Regions from separate parts of the Homo sapiens genome. Here region 1 is linked to region 2. A link is a loop called in an ENCODE intact Hi-C map of the cell type or tissue named here. Cell type or tissue: dorsolateral prefrontal cortex. All regions are shown on one strand. Each heading gives the region's core, and the rest is flanking DNA. Links, peaks and the distances in the headings are about the cores only.

What was found. Hi-C counts contacts between places; a loop is a spot of excess contacts. Peaks named below come from ENCODE experiments on the same cell type or tissue, not always from the same donor. Only the 100,000 strongest peaks of a DNase experiment are listed, where the experiment ranks them.
Region 1: a loop joins it to region 2, with 2.4 times the contacts of the local background. A loop is called at or near these places in 21 of 110 quality-filtered maps.

Annotation. Positions count from the first base shown.
Region 1 is chr11:20,392,429-20,401,543 of GRCh38, reverse strand. PRMT3 (protein arginine methyltransferase 3) reads right to left here. Exons shown (of 16, transcript NM_005788.4): 5 at 8,545-8,647; 6 at 5,582-5,741; 7 at 3,823-3,967. Among named protein-coding and RNA genes, the nearest start is that of PRMT3, 9.3 kb to the right of the region's middle. In dorsolateral prefrontal cortex, for the core only: CTCF peaks have their summits at 3,911 and 4,120 (motif pointing left); no DNase peak of the experiment used is centred there.
Region 2 is chr11:20,438,819-20,447,933 of GRCh38, reverse strand. The region is part of intron 10 of PRMT3 (protein arginine methyltransferase 3); the gene reads right to left. It overlaps LOC124902808 (a long non-coding RNA gene), which reads right to left and starts at 6,364. Exons shown (of 2, transcript XR_007062965.1): 1 at 169-6,364. In dorsolateral prefrontal cortex, for the core only: a CTCF peak has its summit at 4,127 (motif pointing right); no DNase peak of the experiment used is centred there.

The sequences.
Region 1 (9,115 bases), core at 445-8,444, 46 kb after region 2:
ATGCATAAAAGGAGATCTTAAAGGGCAAGTTGTTTTACTTAAGTACTAGACCTAAAAAGGGAATTGTCCATAATTAATTCCATGTTTTCTGATTATTTCTCACTGCTTTACAAAAAAATTATTAAATCTTCTCCTGAAGAATTACTAAGATGAATAAATGTATATATATTAACTAATTATCTAATTTTAAAACTTTTTTTCAAAGCATACCGTTTCATACACTTTTACAAATTTTACACTCTTCTGATACTATAACCAGTGATTTTTGCAGAAACGACAAAACTTACACAGAGTGAACATCAGTCAGGAATGCAGTCACTCAGAAAGCTCCCACTAATCATACTGCCTGACCACTACTTCCCCTTAATCAAAAGAATTCCAACTGCTATCCTAATGCCATGCACTGCTGCTCAACTAAACTACAATCTTTCATTCTGGCTCTTACAATATATAAATCTGTTTTTGTTTGTATGCTCATGCTGGTGTAATGAAATCCAAAGTATACAAAACATAGTGTCTTGTATATAGCAGAGCTTCAATTCAGTCACTTAATTTTTGGAAAAAAAAAAAATCCAATAAATACGAAAACGCAAGCAAATAAAAGAGTAGCCTTTATAACCATTTCTAAAAATTTATTCTAACAAAGGCTAACACGTCAATACAAATCAACAATAAACAGAAATTTAAAAATTTTTTTTATATCAACCTTGAAACTAAGAAAAATAAAATAACAAAATTACTGCTCCAATACTTAGGAGCAAGATAATATTTTAAGACTAGTAAAGTATCAAGAAATTATTCCTACAAATATAAAAAAAAGAATGAAGGTAAAGAAAAAAGTTATATACTACAAATTTTACATACACAAGCAACAGTATGTTTTTAATTTACAAGCTCATAAAGGTGGACCAAGTGCATGAGACAGGTGCAGATACAATAAAGAGAATGCAGCAAAGAAAAATTACTGAAATTTCACTTTACTAAATGGTACTATGATCTGTGATAAATGTACAACAGAATGAATAATGTTTATCTTAAAACAAAGAAGACCGATGCATTTCGGATTTATAGTGTTAGCCAATGATGACTCTTCTTCAAAAAGATAAAGTGGCAAGGAATTCTGAAAGTTCATGTAATCTATCCCTCTATCAATCATATCTCTGGAATTCAAAAAAGGTATCTTCATCTTATCTAAAGAAATAAGATCACAAGCTACTTTTATTTAAAATTATAATTAAAACATGTACCAAAAATAGTGTCATGGAAAGACATGAAGCCAAGCAACAAAAAATCCAAATTATACTCTATAAAAACAAGGCCAATGCCAAGCATAAAAATATGTCCTGTAAATATGATTTCTCAATTTTAAATGATTTATAAAAATTAGGTAAGATTCTAGTGGTAATATACCTTGAACAGTTTATGTGTGCTAAGAATCGTTCTAAGAAACAAGAAATAAAGCTGTGATATAAGGCATGCTTCACATTCATCCAAGGCACGTAACTTGGCAAAATGCAAATGAATAAACAGTTCTTTTTGAATCAACTATCCATATGTCCTATAGACATTTAATCAAATCATTTCCAAGGGGAGGAAATTACACTGCACAAGAACTAAAGGAAGCTAAGGCACAAAGAATGATATTTAAGTGATTCTCTCAAAGGGAGAAGGTGGCACTGGAAACTTCAAGTTGGAACTTCTTAAATCTATATGTACATTGAAAGGAGTTAAACGTACCAGAGCAGGTGTGAAGTCTTATGGTTACTGACATACAAGTGTCCAGGATAAAGATTTGTAAATGGTAAGTACTCAAACTGAATTTCCCTGATGATTGTACTCACAACACTCAACACTCTACTGAAAGTTTCGGTGACCTTTAATCTGTCTGAAAAGCCCAACACAATTTCCATACCAAAGGAATGAAAGGTTTATGGTATTTAAGCTGATGGGGTGATTTAATATGACAAACATGGCCCTAGATAAACCTCTTTAAAGAAAATACTCTAAACATAAAAAAATTAATTTTAATAAAGAAAATGAAGCAAGTCAATTTCTTTTCAACAAATTCACTGAGACTTAAAATAACGTATTACTTATAATAACATATCTATTATTTATAATGTTATGCCATTACCTACGTGACAACAAAAAGCACAACCATGACATGCAATTAGTAATGACATGACAATGTTTTAAAAGACCCCATATAAGTACAATTATCAATTACCAAACTTCTATTCTGTGATCCAGCAAAACTGAATCAACAAAATATATACATGTTATCAAATATCCCTGGTTAGCTTAAATGCCTATGCTTCAGGGAAACCATAAAATAAAACAATCTCTGAAAGAAGGATTTAGAAAGGGATATTTTGTTTGTTGGTTTTAAGAACAGGTAATGGTGGCATCTAAAATTCAGAGATAAACATCTAAAACTTTCAATTTTACGTTCCAACATTTATTTTACTCTATGTAGATATTCTCAATTTCACTGAACTAAAAATTACATCTTCCTATTTTACAATCTATAATACTTAATAAAATGTATAATTATCAAGTATAGCTAGAAATCAACTTCTATTTTATATGGATATTACCGTTATAAAAATTAAAACCAGCCAGATTTAAATACAGTCACATGTTGCTTAATGCTAGGGATACTTCTGAGAAATGTGTTGTTGTGTGAACATCATAGAGAATACTTCACAAATGGAGATGGTATATAGCCTACTACACACCTAGGCTCTGTAAGATAGCCTATTACTCCTAGGCTACAAACCTGTACAGCATGTCACTGTACTGAATACTGTAGGCAACTGTAACACAGTGGTATTTGTGTATCTAAGCATATCTAAAGATAGAAAAGGTACAGTAAAAATATGGCATTACGGTGAAACCCCGTCTCTACTAAAAAATACAAAAAATTAGCCAGGCGCCGTGGCGGGCACCTGTAGTCCCAGCTACTCGGTAGGCTGAGGCAAGAGAATGGCGTGAACCTGAGAGGCGGAGCTTGCAGTGAGCCGAGATCGCACCACTGCACTCCAGCCTGGGTGACAGAGCGAGACTCCATCTCAACAACAACAAAAAAAAATATGGCATTATAGTCTCATGGAAGCACCATCACACCAGTCTGACTGACCAAAACACTAGCATGCAGTGCACAACTGTACCTAATTTGACCAATTCAGGAAATACTCCTATATGTCAATTATTTCAAATGTAAAAAACTTACACCATAAAAATTGTGAGATTTATAATTAAACTTTATATCAAAGAATTATTATTGGCCCAAACAAAAGTCAGTATGGCTATTTAAAACACTGAAATTAATCATTTCCTTTACACGTTAAAAGGTAATATATAATTTAATCCATCTAATTGTTCCTATTTAATAGCTGCCCTTGAGAAGACTAAAATTGTCGTTTTTCCAATATTTTAAGGAAAAAGTGATTTCATAAAAAGATTAATGATTTTAAATGGAATGTACAAATGACTGATGCCTCTGTAATCTTTTTTTTTTTTTTTTTTTTTAAATAGAGACAGGGTCTCACTGTATTGCCCAGGCTGGTGTCAAACTCCTGGGCTCAAGCAATCCTCCTGCCTCGGGCTCCCAAAGTGCTGGTATTACAGGCATGTGCCACCGTGCCCAGTCTTGTAATATTTTCAACCCAAGATGAGATACCAAGCACCAAAGAGGTGTTTAAAAAGCAGTTCTCCCCACCCAAAAAAAAGAGGTCTCCTATAGTGCACACATATATTAAGAAAGAACCTGTTCTATTTTTCCTTTAGTATGGATTTGACGCATTTGTGTTCTTTTCTAACCTTTAGCATTTCTTCATGTATCCCATAATGCCCGTATGAGCTGAAATAAACACCATCCTCATCCTCCTGGAGGTCCGCAATGACACTAGTAGATGACGAGCAGGTTCTGACATCTGTGTGCATCACAAAATCCTGAGCAAATTGTCTGTAATCAATTTGAAATACACCCTTGAGACAGGTTTATTGGACCATGAATAAAGGAAAGGCTAGAGGTTGAGGAAGAGGAAAGGGGAGGGAGTACAGTGTGATGAGTCTTCTAAATCACATTCTATCTTGAACAACTGAAAGCTCCCCCTGCTGGATCTGAAGCAATGGCAATATTCAGAAACAATTATACATACTCCTTCTACAAACCACAAAAGCAATGCCAACCGCAGATTGTAGCTCCTTATGTCTTTCAACTGAACAAATAAGCATATTACTTTTATAATCCTCTATTATTTCTATTGTTTTAAAATCCTTTTTTAGCAAATGAATCAATGTCGTTTATTTCAGCTCTATTAATATTCTTTAAAACCATATTATTTCTTGGGAGTATTATGTAAGCAGAAAGTAGACCCAAATAGATAATTATTTACATACACCAGCACCGCCCACTCCAGCTCTAAAACTTAGATCCCTCTCAGATCATGACATATTAGGAATCCATAAGGTATATAAAAGGGAGAAGTTCAAAGGGGCAAAAGGTAGAGCTGGTGTTGGTTACTTGGTTACCTAGCATAAAAATTCTGAAACAGGGAAGAGGAACTACAATTGGCTCTACTATCTTTCCTGCTGGACATTCATTCTGGCAAACCATCAGATGGGTACTCAGGCAACAGCAAACAGCTTACAAATCCAACAGGAAGGCCTGTGAGGTATACTTGTCAGAAATGCAGAATCTCAGGCCCTATTCTCAATCTTCTGAATCAGAATTTATATTTTAACACGATCCCAGTTGATTCCTATGCACATTAAACTTTGAAAAGTACTACACCAGTAGAATGCTAATTTATTCACTGGAAAAAACTGTCACTGTATATCTGGTTTTCTGGGTTCATACTACACCATAATTACATTCTGATTCCCCCCCACCGACCCCACCCCGACAAAGTCTTGCTCTGTTGCCCAGGCTGGAGTACAGTGGTGCGATCTCAGCTCACTGCAACCTCCCCTTCCCGGATTCAAGCAATTCTCCTGTCTCAGCCTCCCAGGTAGCTGGGATTACAGGCGTGCACCACCACAACCCGGCTAATTTTTGTATTTTTAGTAGAGACAGGGTTTCACCATGTTGGCCAGGCTGGTCTCAAACTCCTGACCTCATGATCCTCCTGCCTCGGCCTCCCAAAGTGCTGAGATTACAGGTGTGAGCCACCGCACCCGGCCTACATTTTGATTCTTTAAAACTAAAAACTTCAACCCTGTATTTTCCCCAAACCTCAAAAAGATTAATCCTTCCACTTTAAAAAACTAGGATAGAAAAAGTAAAATGGAGAAATCAATGCAAACAGGAAAACTGAAAGGAAGGCAATAAAGAACAAAAACATTCATGAGGACAACATTTGTCAGAACATATCAGAATAGGTAAAACTATAAGATTTTATATTAATTAACTATATCCATAGTGTACAAAAATGCTACATATCTTTAACAGTATGAAGATAAAATATCTACATTGTACTTTCCAGTATATGAAATGTTCTACTATATTCTACTTTGCCATTAGGTTGTATTATTCTGGAGATCTAAAACAATTAATTTTGCAAGATTGATAAATTACTTCATTTTTTGCAGATCCTCACGTGCTCTGGCCAATGCGGCTTCAGCAGACAGTGCCCTGGCTTCCATATGTTTCAATTTTTCAACAACAGATGTATTTTCACTGAGTCCATTGGGGTATGAGAAGGGTACTGACACCGGTTCATAAAGATCTTCTACATCTAAAGAAATAAATGGACATTATTATCAGGCCATCTTATAACAATAAAACAAGTATAAATATGTTAGGAATAAATACGCCCTAAGTTTCTACTATGTGGCCAATTGAGAAAGATTAGTGAAAGTACTTTTAATTGAATATTAATCATCTTGGCTTTGCACAGTGGCTCTTGCCTGTAATCCCAGCACTTTGGAAGGCCGAGGCAGGCAGATCACTTGAGGCCAACAGTTCAAGACCAGCCTGGCCAATTTGGTGAAACCTTATCTCTACTAAAAAAAAAAAAATACAAAAAGTTAGCCAGGTCTGGTGATGCGAGCCTTTAGTCCCAGCTACCTGGGAGGCTGAGGCAGAAGAATTGCTTGAACCTCGGAAGCGGAGGTTGCAGTGAGCTGTGATCGCACCACTGTACTCCAACCTGGGCAATACAGTGAGACTCGGTCTTAAAAGTAATAATAATAATAATAAATATTTATCATCTACACTATTTTAATTTGAATTCAAAGAGCATGCTGTTAGTCTAAGTTTTTCATTAGTTGGCTAAACTGAACATATATTTAAATATTAATTATTAATTATACTCAACCAAATCCAGGAAGAAAGAAAAAAGTAGAAAGAAAAAAACCTAATATTTATTGATCAGCAGGTATCTTTCCAGTACATCATTACATCTTGTTTTATTCTCAAAACACAGTTAAGATGTATTTATCCCTATTTTAGGCAAGGAAAAAATAAATTTCAGAGAAATTAAGTGACTATCCTAAAGTTATATATCTGTTTATGGAGGAACTAAGATTTAAACCCAAACCTGCCTTCCCAGCCCACGTTCTTCCCATTACACAAAGCCACCTCCTAGCCCATGTCCTTATTGTAGCAGGTATTAAATTCAGATATTGCTTAAGGGAAATCCTGCCATATATGAAAATATGAATGAACATGGAGGACATTATGTGAAGCAAAATAAGCCAGACACAAACAGACAAATACTGTGTGATCTCACTCTTGTGTGGAATTAAAAAAAAACTCACAGCAGCAGAGAGTGGAATGGTGGTGGAAATGAGGAGATGTTGGTCAAAGGGTACACACTTTCAGCTACAAGATGAGTAAGTTCTGGGCATCTGTCTATTGTAAAGTGACTATAGTTAAAAATGCTGCACTGTATACTTGAAATTTGCAGACAATAGATCTTAACTGTTCTCACCACAAAAATAAAAAAATGGAATGTGAGGTGATGATGTTAATCAGCTTGGTTATGGTAATCATTTCACAATGTATATGCATATCAAATCATCACATTGTATACCTGAAATGTACACAATTTTCACTTATCAATTATACCTGAATAAAACTGGAGGAAAAAAAAAACATTCCTAAGGACAGCGTGTAAAGAATTCTACACATTCAATAATTTTTCATCCTGGGCAAGGTGGAGTGAAATCTATACACTAAAGTCTTATTGCTGATATTATTAAATATCCTAATTCCTAGTATTTAATTTTAATTTCACTTCTCTACAAAGAGAAGTTAATATATGTAGTTAGTGAATTTCACAAAATCAGTGTCCATTTACTGATCTAACTTTCGGATCAACTTAAGGCAGTGAGCAGTGCAAATATTACATTTTCCCCTCAGGATAGCACTGGAAGAAATGTGACTTCGTAAAAATTCCTATTCATTTTTTAGTTGTGAAGACACGTCCTTGGAATTAGGACAAAATAGCTAAGCCAAACGAATGCATTATACTATAAGAGACTACAGCCTAAGTTGAATTCTTGTTATAAAAGCAGTGCAGGGTGTCACTAACTTCTCATCACTGTGGCAGAATATTGAGTCACTGAGGTTTAAAAACTGCATCATTCACTATCTAATTCACCAAAAATTAATCAGCACAACAAAATATTTCCAAACTATATAAGGCTGGTATACTGTATTTTCTACTTCCTACTACAAACCTCATTTTGTATTTTGATTTCAAAATTCTTCAAACTGTTTGGCCAGTTTCTGTTTTGCTTTCTGCTGCAATAAAAATTAGTCATAATAAAAACTTTTTAATGTTAAGAATATGCAGATAATTATATATTAAAGATTAAACTTAGAGATTTGAAAAAAAGAGGATTCAGTAAATATTAAGATTCCTAACTACAATTTGCTAGAACAGTCTAATTCAAAGGCCTAAACCATATTCAGAAAGATGAACATCTACATCTACCTTCTGTCTCAGGATGTTCAAATCACCTGGATACTTCTTTCGGGCAGAGAAGAATTACTGCAAAGGCTGACCAATTTTTCAGTAAAATATAACAATTATAAATGTGTATAAACCTCACATAAGAGCTCCAAAATACATGAAGCAATTAAAGGCAAAACCAGACAATCTTTTGATCACAGAGTTTTTAGTTTTTTTAGACAGAGTCTTGCTCTGTCACCTGTATACCAGGTTCAAGTGATTCTCCTGCCTCAACCTCCCGAGTAGATGGGACTACAGAAGCCCGCCACCATGCCCGGCTAATTTTTTGTATTTTTAGTAGAGATGGGGTTTCACTGTGTTAGCCATGATGGTCTGGATCTCCTGACCTCGTGATCTGCCCTTTTAGCCTCCCAAAGTGTTGGGATTACAGGCGTGAGCCGCCACACCTGGCCGACTATTAGTTTTTAAGCAACTTAACTTTTCTACTGAAACTAACTACCTGATGAAGCATTTAGATAATTTTAAAAAGCATGTCTTTTCCTAAAACACTCTACCTCCATTTTGCCGTTAACAAACGGCCTTATGTTAATTAAAGGAGATACACTTATGTTCATCTTACCAAATTGAAGTAAAAGGTCATCTTCTAATACTGGCTTCAAATACTCTTCTTTCTCCCAAGGCACTGGGTTGTATATGGAATTCATGTACTCAACTGTAGGATTCTGGATATAAAATTAATCTCATGTTTTTTTCATTACATATAATCACAAAATCCCCTTAGTAAAAACTACAGAAATTAAACAAAAAGGAAATCATGTTTGCATTACACAAAGTCAGTATGTCTCCAAAAAGTCTACGTGCCTGTCATTTCATTAACTTGCTGGACGACTGCTTAACCAGCAGTTTCAACGCAGAGTTTTTTTTACTGTTTGGATTTGGGGAAAGCGTTGTCATGTCATTAAACATTCATTTAAACAGGACAAAAAAAAAAAAAAACAAAGTATCTGAAAAAAAACAGAATAAAAAAGAGCAACCAAAATACTTAAAATCACATTAGAAATTATTTCTGATTTTACAGATCCTGTCCATCAGTATTTCCCTTTATTTGACACTGAATTACTTTTTCACATACACCGATTCATCTCTTAGATGCAGTGAAAACAATATTTGTTAGTTATGGTAGACATTTA
Region 2 (9,115 bases), core at 919-8,918:
TTTCTTCTTCCTGAGTGTTTCCAAAGCAGTCACTTTTGTTTGCATAGAAAAAAACCAACTATATCCTTTATATAATCTTGTCAATAGTTTGTGTTCATATTTAACTGATTTTACATAAATAAGCAGGCAAACAAACACAATAAGATCTTGGTAAACAACGCAACTGACAGAAGCAGAACAGTGGCAGCAAGCTGAAGGTGGCTTTACGTGTTTAGAGAGAGCCACAGGAACCTAGCAAAGTGTTACGTAAAAAGAATGCAGAACATCACAAATTTGGTGAATTAGTTAAATGCAGGTTGATTATGATGTCTTCTATGACATATTCATGTAACAAAGTATACTGTCATAATGTCACCTCTCCAAGAAAATCCTTTATGCCCCATACCAGGTCAAGTACCTTTATAATATGACCCAAATTAGAGGCTAACTTATTATCAACGCATAGAAACAATCATTCTAAAGCAGGGTTTCTCGATATTGACACTAATGACATTTTGGGCCAGATAAATTTGTAGGGGCTTTCCTGTCCATTGAAGGATGTTTAGCAGCATTCCTGGGCTCTACTCACCGGCACCATTGTCCCCACCCAACCCACAGTCCCAAATTCTAACAATCTAAAATGTTTCCAGAGATTGCCCACAGCTCAAATAATCCCAGGAGTGTGAAACTGTCCCCTCTTCCACCCCATTGAAAACCACTGTTCTAGAGGTATCCAAAATGCAAATAAATAAGCATTCTTTCCTAATCTACTGTGTTCTCTGCTTAAAAAAAAAGCACCAAACTTAAGGTCTTACAGAATGCAATGCAATCTCTATTTATTTCACTGTTATAATAGCCTTAGATATTAAACACTTTTACTGCAAAGTTTTTTCAATGATTCCCCAGTCTATCACTTGACCCTTCCATCTTAAAATGTGCTAATGCTAACCACCTAATTTATCATAAATGTGATAATGAAATTACATGAGAGTTTTCAAAGTAATTATATAAAATCCTTTTGGGTAAGATACTTTCCTTACAGCTCCACAGTGACTGATAAAGATTATATTACACTGTTAGGCACTTGGCAAAATACAGGCGGCTGATGATATCACTCAACAGGGATACCTTTACCCTTTGCACTTATTTGCCATAGAATGGGTAGGAAAATGTTGTGTTGGCATCTGTATATATACACATAGACATCTTTGTACAATGTTTAATGTATTTGGCCAAGATAAATTTCTTAAAGTAGAATTCTTGGATTAAAGGATAGGCACATTCAAAATTTTGATATGTATCATCAAACTGCCCACAGAAAGACTATGACAATTTGTATTCCCACAACTGTATGAGTGGAGTAAAGACCTAAATGTAAAAGGGAAAGGTATAGAGCTTATGGAGAATATTTTCATGTTCCTGTGGGAAAAAAGTCTGACCATAAAGACCAATACATTTGACTATGTTAAAACCCAGAACCTCTGCTCATAAAAACAATGAAGTCACAGAGTCTGAAAAGATATTGGCCAGCCACACACATATACACGTTTGTATATTTTCCATCACCAATGAAGAATACTAATTGTTAAAAAAAAAAAAGAGTATGCAACCCAAAAGAAAAATGGGCAAAATAATTATATACAATTACTTCATAAGACAAAAAATATATTACTTCATTAGTAATTCAAACACAATGGGAAACTACTACATGACTACGAGATTAGCAGTCACACAATACCCAGGGTTGAGAAGTCTATGGAGGTATGAAATAAAATTTTACTGCAGTACTTTGGAAAAGTACAGTACTTTGGAATTAACATGTAAGAGCAGCACACCCTGTGCTCTAGCAACTCTACTCCTAATTGTATACCCAGACATGAGTGCTGAAGTGTAAGAGCACACACGTACAAGCACACTACAGCACTATTATTTGCGTAATAAACTGGAAATGATCCAGTGCCCACCAACAGTAAAATTTAAAAAACCTTTTCCTATGATGTGTTTTCTTGTGGTACATTCATACAACGACATCTATAGAAAATAAATTATCCTTATAGGCAATATAAATGAATGTTATGAACATGACTGAGTGAAGAAAGCAAAAACACATTTTAAAAAGAAAAAGGTATGTTTTGCTCCATTCATATAAATTTCAAAAACAGGTAAATATAAACTACACTGTTTAGGGATGTAAGTATAAGTGGTAACAGCAAAAAGAAAGGCAAGGAAATGATTATCATAAAGGTCAGGAGAGTGGTTACCTCTGGGGTACGGAGTTCTAACTGAGAAATGATATTTGGATGTCTTCTTTCTATATTTTCACCTGGCTGATGATCACACAGGTGTTCATTATATAACTATTCGTTATTACTGTACCTGTAAGTTTATGCAATTTTCTGTGTATGGTACATTTCACAACTAAAAAGGTTATACAAAGATTTATATAACTAGCATATATAATATACAATAACGTGGGTGAAAGCAAAAAGAACACATTCATATCTGCTTATAAATGGTTATAGCATGTGTGGAACAGTACACAATTAGACAAAATGATTGCCTCTGTGTATGGAATATAATAGTAGGGGTATAGGAAGGGAAGGAGACTAACTCTTCAATATAAACTCTTTCATATCTTGCAAATTTTACATCATTGTTATACACTATTTGCACATAAAATTTTAAAAAAGAAAACAAAAAGGCAAATAATCACAAGCTAAAAAGACAATAGTTTTTCATACTACATTTTGCAAAGAAAAAGTGAAACTGATTTTTTTTAAAAAATTAAGATTATAGGAAGAGATTGTAAGAGAGGTTTAGAAAAGGAAAAGTCAAGAAAGTGCTATATAGAAGAAATCCACTTTTAACCTATGTTTTTATATTTAAAGAAAAAGGGTGGGAAAACCCATAACATTTAAACATTAACCATAAGAAAATTACAATTATTAAAAACATTATCAGGGACAAAGAACAATACTTCATAATGATAAAGAAGCCAAACTATCAATGACACATAATAACCTAATGTGTATGCACCTAATAACCATATAAAAATACCTGAAGCAAAACCTGACAGAACTGAAAAGAGAAAGAGACAACCCTGAACTATAGGTAGAAATTTCATTCTTCTTCTTTCAGTAATTAACAGAATTAATAGACAAAATAAATAAGGATTTAAAAGACCTGAACAACTTGACTCAAATGGTAATTACGTAACACTCCAACAATAACAGAGTAGGTACTTCATTCTAAATCAATGTGGAACATTCAATGAGAGAGACCACATGCTGGGCCATAAAGCAAGTCTGAACAAATTTAAAGGAATGATAGCATATAGAGCATGTTCTCTTATCACAACCAAATTAAATTAGAAATTAATAACAGAAAGACATTTTTAAAATTTCTTAACACTTAGAAATTAAACATGCTTCTAAATAATCCATGGACCAAAGCAGAAATCACAAGGGTGTATTTTGAATTGAATAAATTTGTGGGATGCAGCTATAACAGTCATTAGAGGGAAACTTATTGACGAAAAAAGCAAGGTACAGAACAATATGTAGAATATGCATACCTTACACTGAACATGAGGTTCACTGCTTTATCCCGCCTAGAAGAGTGCCAGGTACATAGTAGCCACACTATTTGTTAAATGAATGAGTATGCCAAGAAATATACATACATGTTTATAATAGAGTGTAATATTTTAAGACAGATATACTAGAAACTGGTAACATTTTTTTGGGGACCAGGGGTGGGTCCTGAGTAATAGGGTTAAAGACAAAAAAGGATAAAATTTATAATATCTGTATATCACATAGTCAAAAAATGACAATAGAATTTTACATGTATTAATCACAAATATCTGTCAGAGAAGCTCCTAATTTACCTATTATTTAACTTGATCACCAACTTCCACGCAAGAAGAAGAATCATGGTAATAACGGCTACTTATTAGGTCCCTATTATATGCGTGCTACTGTTCTGCAAGACTACTTTCTTCCACTTCTCTCACCTTCCAACATACAGTTCCCAACTTTTTAGTATTGTGGACTTCTGGAGAACATAACTTAGCACAAGAAATAATTTCCTCTGCATATTCTAAAGTTTAAAAAACTTGTATTAGCTTTTTCTCCCACTGGATGGCACTCTCACTTAATCAACAAAAGACTGACAGTCAAATTGGCCCTATTCCTCAGACTGCAGAAAACCGCCCAATAAGCAAGTCTATCAAAGGAAAAAGTGAATCTCTAAAAATCTTTCCCAAGGCACGTGTGGGTCTTATTCCAGACCCACAAAAACAGTTTCTAAAACAATATTCCCAATCCCCCATGGTGGGTGAAAAAAATTCATTAATGGTAACTGGATATTCCACTCTCAACGAATATCTATTACAATTATTAAAAACATTATCAGGGACAAAGAACAATACTTCATAATTGTGCATAACATTAGGTTATTATGTGTCATTGATAGTTTGGCTTCTTGTAATTCTCCATGTAGTCAACGAACATGGAGGAAATAGGAGACAAAGCCCAAAGTTCAACCAAAGTGAGAACTCTAAGAAGAAACTGCCCTAAATAACAGAGCTGGGACAAACAAATATATCTACAGAGCAAATGTGAATTTACAGTCTCATCTGCTGTCACCCATTTCCCCAATTCAGTTTAGAACCTTGGTGTTGAGCAGTCAAACACATACTTCCTCCCTAACTCCACCCCGTCTCCAATATGCATAAGACAGGCCCCAAACATACAACCCTGATTTACAATGCCTGGGTGGCAGGAAAAACCTAAAGTCAATAATTTAAAAATGACCCTTCAACACACTCTTTGGTAAGACTGAGGAAAAATGGGTATTCTCATTCCATTGTTGGTAAGAAAGTCAAATGGTACACAGCATTGAGGAGAATTTGGCAACAACTAGTAACGTTGCCCTCTCCTTCCCTTTCTCCATCCCTCCAGAACTGGCCTCAAGCAATCTTCCTGCCTTGGCCTCCCAAAGTGCTGGGATTACAGGTATAAGCCATCATGCCCAGCCCTCATTAACCCTTTGATATATCAATCTCACCTCTAGCAATATAAAATGACATTACACATATACAAGAATATTCAATACAATATTATTTGTAATAGCAAAAGAATGGGTAAAATTCAAATGAGCATTAATTACGTAGAATGTAATTGTCTATACAATTTATTCTACACAAGAATAAAAACCTTATATTTGAAATATACATGAATATTAGTCCAGGTCATGGGGGTGTGCAGAATTAATCAAATACCTGTCTAGGAAAGTTGGTGTGCATGTGTGCACAGCCATAAAAAGGAATGAGAAATATCTCTATAGAATAATGAAGTGATTTCTGAGAAAGAATTTTAATTGAATAAAAGCAAAGTATAGAACAATATCTAGAATATGCTAACTTTTGCATAAGGGTGAATATATACATATCTAATATTTTCAAAATAACCCCAAAAATAAAAAGAAAATGGTCATCTATCCACAAAGGAAGATAACAGAAGAAGAAACAGAATGTCCTGTTATCTTAAAATGTACATAAAAATTACTAAAAAATTAGTAATTTTTTGCATAACTAAAACACAAAATTAAACTAAACAAGGGAAAAAGAAGCAATCCTCCCCAAAATTGAAAAAAAGAAAACACTGAAATCTGGTTGTATGTCAAGTTGGTAACAGAATAGGTGAAAATAGTGACTACAAGTGACTTTAAAAAAAAAAACAATATTTTGACTGTACATTTCTTATGAGATACATTCTATAAGAAAATATAAACAAAATTTAAGCTGCATTTAGAAGTCTTATTGTATAGTAGTAAAGTTGGTATTTAAGTTCTGAAACTAGCCGGGCACAGTGGCCCACGCCTGTAATCCCAGCCCTTTGGGAGGCTGAGGCAGGCAGATCACCTGAGGTCAGGAGTTCAAGACCAGCCCCGCCAACATGGCGAAACCCCGTCTCTACTAAAAATACAAAAATTAGCCGGGCGTGGTGGCAGGCACTTGTAATCTCAGCTACTAGGGAGGCTGAGGCAGGAGAATCACTGGAACCTGGGGGGCAGAGGTTACAGTGAGACGAGATCACGCCATTTCACTCTAGCCTGAGTAAAAAAAGCAAAACTCCATCTCAAAAAAAAAAAAAAAAAAAAACCTGAAACTATTGTAGGTAGGTTATATGATAAAGCAATTATCATCTTAGGAACCAAGGTTTTCTGCACAGACGTAAAGAGACGCAAGTATAAAATCAAAGACTTCAAGTAAAAATTCCATAATCTTACACGGAAAATATGAGTGTAGATTTGTGACTTTTTATATTTAAAAAGTTAATTACAGGCTGGGCGCGGTGGCTCAAGCCTGTAATCCCAGCACTTTGGGAGGCCGAGGCTGGTGGATCACGAGGTCAGGAGATCGAGACCATCCTGGCTAACATGGTGAAACCCCGTCTCTACTAAAAATACAAAAAAAATTAGCTGGGCATGGTGGCGGGTGCCTATAGTCCCAGCTACTCAGGAAGCTGAGGCAGGAGAATGGCGTGAACCCGGGAGGCGGAGCTTGCAGTGAGCCGAGATTGCGCCACTGCACTCCAGCCTGGGCGAAAGAGCGAGACTCCATCTCAAAATATATAAATAAATAAATAAATAAATAAATAAATAAATAAATAAATAAATAAATAAAAAGTTAGTAACATCTGGTCTGTAGGAACATAGATGATGATCTCTACATATCATTTTCCAATGAAAGACCAGGATTCTTTGATTCCAAGTTTAGGCAGTATAAAACGACCATAAAATATCTTCTAGTACCAGAAAGTAAAATCTGAATCATAAACATACTTATTTGATATTTTCTGTGTATTATTACAATATATCAACCTGTAATTCAGATGTTATATTGAGGACTACTAGGGTTTGTTAAAGGAACACAAGAGACAAGAAAAAAAAAGGGAGAGGTGAAACTACAGATTAAGAAATTTTAGACTTGATACCAAAGGCATGATCTATAAAAATAATTGATAAATTAGACTTTATCAATATTAAAAACTTTTGCTCTATGAAAGACTCTGTTAAAAGGACGAAAGGACCTGCCACAGAGTGGGAGAAAATATTTGCAAACCACATATCCAATAAAGGATTAGTAAAAAGAACTGCCAAACACAACAGTAACCAGTGCTTGGGACACAGTAAGTACTCAGTGGATGCTTCAATATAATTTCAAATTTTTTCTTTGTAAAATTCAAGAAAAATTAATATTACTATTTTAATATATAGTAGAATACTAACCATTTTGATAAAAGCATATCAATTTATTCATCATCATTGTACATAAAAGACATCCAGAACAACTGTTTTTGCTTTTCATGCTCTTAAATGTGTCTTTTTATGACAGAATTTCTTAATTTTGATGTAGTCCAGTCCAATTTATTTTCTCTTTTTTTTTTTTTTTTTTTTTGTATTTTTAGTAGAGATGGGGTTTCACCGTGTTAGCCAGGATGGTCTCAATCTCCTGACCTCGTGATTCGCCCGCCTTGGCCTCCCAAAGTGCTGGGATTACAGGCGTGAGCCACCACACCCGGCCTCTTTTTAAGAGTCAGCATCTCGCTCTGTTGCCCAGGCTGGAGGGCAGTGGTGCAATCATAGCTCATGCAGTCTTGAACTTCTGGGCTTAAGCCATCCTCCTGCCTCAGCCAATCAAACTGCTGGGATTACAAGAGTGAGCCACTATCTTTTCTCTTAACATTAGTATTTTGGGGGTTTTGACTAAGAAATTTTCTCTATCCAGTCATAAATATATCCCCTTTTATTATCTTCTAAAGCTCTTTTTCCATTTAGAACTTTACTCCACTTGGAACTGATTTCTTCATTTTCTATGAAGTAGAAATCTTACTTCTTTTTATTTTCCCCAGTAAGGACATTCAGTTGTTTCAGCATCATCCTTTCCTCACTACTCTGTAGTACCACCTTTACCACAAATCAAGTGACCTTATGAGTATGGGTTACACAGGTCTGTTTGTCAGTCTTTGCACAAGTAAAACACTGTTTTAATTGCTGTAGTATACTTTATAGCTTGATATCTAGTACACAAAGTCCTCCCACCTTATTCTCATAAGAGTATACAGGCTGCTTTTGGGCTTCTTTTTCATTTACCTAAAAAGCTGCTTTTTCAAACTCCACATAAACATGGTTGAGATTTTTGCTGGATTACATTAAATCTACAGATTAATATGAAGAGAATTGACATCTTTACAATGTCTTCCAAACTTCAAACATGGTAATATTATCTCCACTTACTTACAGTATTTCATCAGTTCTAAAATGGACACCTCCCCCAATACTACAATGTCTGAAACTGCAATGTACATTAAAATTGGTGGCTTTGGAGAGTGATATCAGCAAGGGCTGACTAGAAGCCACTAGCACTTGCCCCTTTCACAAAGACAGCAAGAACAATGAAATATACAACTATGTTAATGAAAATAACCCAGGGAGAGCTCTGGAGACATCAGTGGAGTAACAGAAACGCTGGTGAGCACAAAAACTCAGGATGGCCACATTGAGAATGAAAGGGAACACCAGTCTCCTACCACCCCAAATCCCAGCCAGGATCAAGTGGGAATCAGGAGAACTTCTCCCTATGGCAAGGAGGTAAGCAAGAGGATCCCAGCAACCTCCATCAACACATTGGACATCTACAGACCTCACCACTGGGGTCACCTGCAGTCCTGACAAGCAATATGCCAGCTGAAGGAGCTGCCTGGGGTCCAAATAGCTGTGCTCTCCCAAGGGAAAATGACACTCTGTCCTGCCCCCAGTGCCTGTGTGGCTACTGCCATCTTGGAATTGAAACTATGGCTGAAGTGTACCTTGCTTCAGGGGTGAGTAGCCATGGCTCCCCTTCATCTCTAAGGCTAAGCTGCTGAACCACCCCAGTCTGGTGGTCCAACTTCCCCAGGCAGAGTTGTGAGCAGCTGTTACACCCTTACACGTAGGGTCAAAGCAGAGGTGGAGGCACTCCACCTACCCCTCTCCCACCCCCTCAAGCTGGAGCTGCAGCAGTATGCTGCCTCCTGGGAAAAGAGTACTGGGGCCACTCAGAGCAGTAACACCCCTCTGCCATCAGGGT